2 separate regions of the Homo sapiens genome follow, and region 2 is linked to region 1. Evidence: chromatin loops called from intact Hi-C (ENCODE). Cell type or tissue: PC-3. All regions are shown on one strand. Each heading gives the region's core, and the rest is flanking DNA. Links, peaks and the distances in the headings are about the cores only.

Region 1 (2,814 bases), core at 27-2,526:
TCAAGCAAACTGCCTGCCTCGGCCTCCCAAAGTACTGGAATTGCAGGCATGAGCCACTGCACCTGGCCTATTGATTGATATTTCAAATGTTAAACCAACCTTTCACACCTGGGATAAATACCACTTGGTCATAACTTATAATGACCTTCATACATTTTTAGGTTGACCTTGCTAATACTTTGTTGAAAATTTTTGCATCAAATTCATGAGAGATATTAGTCTGGTGTTTTTTTTTTTTTTTTTTTTTTTTTTTTGGGTTTCCCTGCGTTGGACAGGCTAGTCTTGAACTCCCAACCTCGTGATCCACCCACCTCGGCCTCCCAAAGTGCTGGGATTACAAGCATGAGCCACCACCGCACCTGGCCCCTATTTCACTCTTGATATTGGTGATTTGTGTTTTCTTTCATTTTTGTCAATCTTTCTAAAGATTTGCAAATTTTATTGATGTTTTTGAAGAAGCAGATTTTTCTCTATTGTTTTCCTGTTTTTGATTTCATTGAGTTCTGCTGTAATCTTTATTTCCTCTCTTATTCCTGCTCTGAGTTTATTTTGCTCTTTTTTTTCCCCCCAAGTTTCTTGAGGTAGCAACTTATATTATTGATTTGAGGTTTTTCCTTTTTTTTTTTTTTTTTTTTTTTTTTTGACAGAGTCCTGCTCTGTCGCCAGGCTGGAGTGCAGTAGCACGATCTTGGCTCACTGCAACCTCTGCCTCCTGGGTTCAAGCGATTCTCCTGCCTCAGCCTCCTGAGTAGCTGGGATTACAGGCAGGCACCACCACGCCCAGCTAATTTTTGTATTTTTAGTAGAGACAGGGTTTCACCATGTTAGCCATGCTGGTCTTGATCTCTTCACCTTGTGATCCACCCGTCTCGGCCTCCCAAAGTGCTGAGATTCCAGGTGTGAGCCACTGCGCCCGGCTGTTTTTCCTCATTTCTTGTGTAAGCATTCAGTGCCATTAAATTCCCTCTCAGGGCTGCTTTATCTGCATTCCACATATTTTGTTGTGTTGTATTTTTATTTTCATTTAGTCTATTGAGACTTCTTTGTCTTATAGATTATTGAGAAGTTTAAATTATTTTAATTTCCACCTATTTAGAGATTTTCCTGTTACAATTCTGTCGTATTTAAGGCTCCCGGCCTTAAATAACCTTTTAAAACTGAGATTTGTTTTTGTTTTTGTTTTCTCATTTGTTTCAAGAGAATTTGTAATTTACCATTGATGGATCTTTGTGATGGCTCCTTTAAAATCCTTGTCAGAGAATCCTGCCATATGACTCATCTCACTGTTGGCATCAGTTGGTTGTCTTTTCTTACTCAAATTGTGGTTTTTGTGGTTCTTGGTGGGATGAGTCATTTTTGGTTATAGCCTGCACATGTCATCATTTATGTTAGGAGACACTGGGTGGTATTTGAATTTTTTATTTTAACAGGTGCCACTCTGTTTAGGATTAGCATGCTGGTCCTAACTTACTATATATATATATATATATATATATATATATATATTTTTTTTTTTTTTTTTTTTTTTTACTTTAAGTTCTAGGGTACATGTGCACAATGTGCAGGTTTGTTACATATGTATACATGTGCCATGTTGGTGTCCTGCGCCCACTAACTCGTCATTTACATTAGGTATATCTCCTAATGCTATCCCTCCCCCCTCCCCCCAACTCAGCAAACTATTGCAAGGACAAAAAAACAAACACCGCATGTTCTTACTCATAGGTGGGAACTGAACAATGAGAACATTTGGACACAGGAAGGGGGACATCACACACTGGGTCCTAACTTACTTTTTGTGGGATACAGTTCCAGTGATGGTTTAACTTTCAGAACTTCTGTGGTGTTATTTTGGTCGGTTTGGTTTATTTGGTCCTGCTATTGCTCCCACTAGTTCCTGCTAAAGCTGTCTTCCACTGTCAGCGGAAGCCTTCTTGTTGTATATTCACATAGCAAAGAGAGAGAGTGAGCTCTGGTCTCTTCCTCTTTCAGCTGATAAGGGCACTAATCTTATTATGGGGGCCCCATCCTCACGATCTCATCTTAACCTAATCACTTCCTAAAGACTTCATCTCCAAATACCATCACATTGGGGATTAAGGCTTCAAAATATAAATTTTAAGGAACACAAACATTCATAATATGGTGCAAGAGAAACATCAAAGTTCATTTTTTTGCACATGTACATCCAATTGTTCTAGCACTGCTTGTTAAAAAGACTATCCTTTATCCATTGAATTGCTTTTGCACGTTTGTCAAAATTCAATTATCCGTATGTGTGTTCACTTATTTTTGGATTCTGTATTCTGTTCTGTTGATCTGTTTGTAACACCATAGTGTGTTGATGGCTGTAGCTTTATAATAACTCTTGAAATTAGAAAATATTAGCCCTCCAACTTTGTTCTTCATTTTCAAAGTTGTTTTGACCCCCCCACGTCTTTTGCATTTTCATATGAATTTCTGATTCATTTTGGTAGCTTCTCTTTTAAAAAGCTTGCTGGAATTTTAACTGGGATTGTATTGAATTTAAAGTTCATTTTGGGGAGAATTAACGTCTTAACAGTATTGAGTCTTTTTGTCTATGAACACAATATATCTCTCCTTTTATTTAGGTCATCTTTAATGTTTCTCATGAATGTTTTACAGTTTTCAGTGTACACGTCTTGTATGTCTTTTGTCAGATTTATCTCTATTTATTTCATGTTTTGATGCTATTGTAATATTATTTCTTAGTTTCTCTTTCTGATTGTTGCTAGTATATAGAAATAGAGTTGATTTCTGAATTTTGACTATATCCTACAACCTTGCTAAAGT
Region 2 (2,814 bases), core at 197-2,696, 140 kb before region 1:
TCTAGGCATTTAAAGATCCAACTTCCCTTCTAATCTCCACTTCAACCATATCCTGCAAATTTTGATATGTGTTGCTTTTATTGTCATTCAGTTTGAAACACTTTCCAATTTCCCTGTGATTTCTTCATTGATCTATGAGTTATTTAAAAGTGTTTTATTTAATTTCCTAATATTTGGTGATTTTCTAGATATCTGTTATTACTTTTTAATTTAATTCCACTATAATAAAATAACTTGTATGATTTCAGTCTTTTAAAAATTTTTGAGACATGCTTTTCAGCCAAGTATATGGCCAATGGATATTCCTTGCTACCTGAAAAAAATGTGATTTCTGCTGTTAGATAGAGAGAGCTATAAATGTCAATTAGGTAAAATTGGTGGATAGTATTAATCAAATCTTCTGTATTCTTACAGGTGTGATGAGTTTGAAAACATATTATGAGGATATATTCTGTTTTGGAGTGGTTGGCTGGTGCAAGTTTATTTGCTGGGAACTTTGTTTTGTTGTAAACACTTAAGGCCATGTATGTCATAATGAGAGTCTGTAGAACTCAACAGGTGAACAGAGACAGCGTGGCTAAGATTATTTGACTTGTTTAATTCAACTAGTTGCTGTGGGCCCACTGTGTGCCTATCCTATTTCTGGGGAGCCCAAGGAGAGAGGATCAGCTTTCACTGGCAGACAGTCTACTGCCCTGTAATTAAGCATGCCTAGTGTCACTTTTCTTTAGAACTGAATATGCTCCGTGAGAGGGGATGTGCTCTGGTGCCTTAGGGAACTTGATTGCCTTGGCACGGAGCATGCCCAGTGGGTAGTACACTTGGAGGGGGACTGAGCATGCTCAGTGGGTTGCTCACCTGTGGACTGAGCATTCTCAGCAGGTAGTTCTCCTGAGTACTGAGCATGTGCAGTGGCTAGCTCAACCAGGGATTAAGTATTATGCATGCTGTTTTTAACTGCTCAGCTCTAATACTCAATGCTGCTGCCCTGTGTGACTGTTGGTGCCCAGAAGTTAAATCACAAAATGTCAGAGTTTTGAGTCATCAAAACCAAACCATTCATTGTACAGATGGGGAACCCACAGCTCAGAGAAGATTGAGGAATTGGTCAAGATCATACAATAAGTCATCGTCAGTGCAGGAATAAGTTGCTGTCCTCTCTCTTCTTCATGGCTTGGCCTACTGCAGTATTTCACTCTTTGGCTGGAACCTCAGGTAATCCACTATGGCAACTTTGCATGGGTGATCACATAAAGAGGATCAAGATGCAAAGATTTTTCTCCTCTGGCTTCTCTTTTCAGACATGCTTCTCCCTTTTCGGGATCCCTGGTAGGAGAAGAGGTGAAAAGAGTGGCGAAGGTCCACGGCCCACTTTGTTTCTTGGTAGCACTGGCTACTCAATGAGTTGTTTCCTTTAAGGACTGACTTATTTAGGGCTAAGGTCAGAGTTTAAGGAAAGCAGCAGAGGGGAACTCTACCCAAGGATTTGTGGTTTAATGGCCCCGAGCAATTGGGAAGGCAAGGAGGAGAGGAAAATCCTCCAGAAGGGAATGAGTAATTGTGTATAGAAATTATATTGAGCTTGTTGCGAAATGTTTGCAAACTGCCACGTATCGGCGGGTGAGCGTGCGTATGTGAGTGTTTTAGTTACAGCAGTTTATTTGGCCTATCTCTCAATGTGTCAGGAAGTGGTGTTGCCACAAGGGTCTGATGGTTTGTGTTTTCTGCTTAAGGAAAATGTAAATTATCTGGCCCATTAATATCTGGGTGCTCTAATCTGTTATTAGAGGAGAAAAGTAAAAATTCTGCACCAAGATGAATGTTTACTTTTAAGGTGATTAATAATGCTCAGCCACTGTGCATTCATCACTCTGCCAGCGGCTTCTGCAGGGAAAGCAGGAAGGAAACAGACTGGAAATACTGTGCACCGCTGCTCAGTGCTCACGCGAATGACACCTTCTGTCATCTCCCTCCTCCAGAACCTTCACTAGCTCCCTATTGCCTTCGTTATAAAGGTCGAACTTGTATCCCTCAGTGAACAGACCATATCCTGCCTGCCTACTGGAGCAACTATGATGTGCCTCTCCCTGCACTGTGGGGGAGGCAGGAGAAGAGGAAGAGGTGCTTCTTCCTAATGGAGAATTTTCTGTTCATTGGGGGGTGATAAGGAAAGCTCCTGGAGAAGCATCAGTGCCCAAGGTAAGTGAGAAATCAGGTGTTAGGCTGATGGGGCGGACTGCAAGAATCATCAGAGCCAAGAGAGGGAGAAGTCTGAGTTGGGTTGGGTTGTCAGGAAATGATTCCTGGAGGAGGTGGGCTGCAGCTGGGCCTTGGGAAATGAAAAATTTGTGGACAGCCCCAATCACAGGTACTGACCATTAAGCACCGACTTTATGCCAAGCACAGTGCTAGGAGCTTCTTGTATATAACTGTGACTCCGCCCCACAGCCCTGCAGGTGGGTATTGTTATCTTGTCTTTGTGGATGAGAAAAACAGGCTCAGACAGCTGAAGACACCTACCTGGTGTCACACAGTGAGTGAGGGGCAGAGCCAGGGTGAACAGGCCAGATTGGGAGGCTCTGAAGGCCGTGAGTCTGAATTCAGTGCTTCTCTCACCATTCTAAGCAGGAGGAACTCTCAGGAAGCAAACGACCTGGACAGAGTGTGTAATAGTAAGTGTGTAGGGTAAGGTACCACATGGGCAGAGGCTGGCCTGCCTGGAAGAAAGGAACCTGGAAGGATGACCCCCTGAAAAGTTATAGCTGGTCCCATCTCAATCTAGATGTAGAGATTCTTCCTTTTTCTGTTTTAATT

The links. Hi-C counts contacts between places; a loop is a spot of excess contacts. Peaks named below come from ENCODE experiments on the same cell type or tissue, not always from the same donor. Only the 100,000 strongest peaks of a DNase experiment are listed, where the experiment ranks them.
Region 2: it touches region 1 in a loop (7-fold over the local background); 2 of 110 quality-filtered maps call a loop at or near these places.

The regions. Positions count from the first base shown.
Region 1 is chr17:6,221,945-6,224,758 of GRCh38, reverse strand. No RefSeq gene overlaps it. Among named protein-coding and RNA genes, the nearest start is that of WSCD1, 150 kb to the right of the region's middle. RefSeq lists a silencer at 1,233-1,433. In PC-3, for the core only: no CTCF peak of the experiment used is centred there; a DNase peak (open chromatin) is centred at 1,328; H3K27ac peaks cover 1,276 bases.
Region 2 is chr17:6,364,537-6,367,350 of GRCh38, reverse strand. All of the region lies in intron 2 of LOC105371509 (a long non-coding RNA gene), which reads left to right. Among named protein-coding and RNA genes, the nearest start is that of AIPL1, 69 kb to the left of the region's middle. In PC-3, for the core only: no CTCF peak of the experiment used is centred there; DNase peaks (open chromatin) are centred at 970 and 1,560; H3K4me3 peaks cover 1,679 bases; H3K27ac peaks cover 2,278 bases.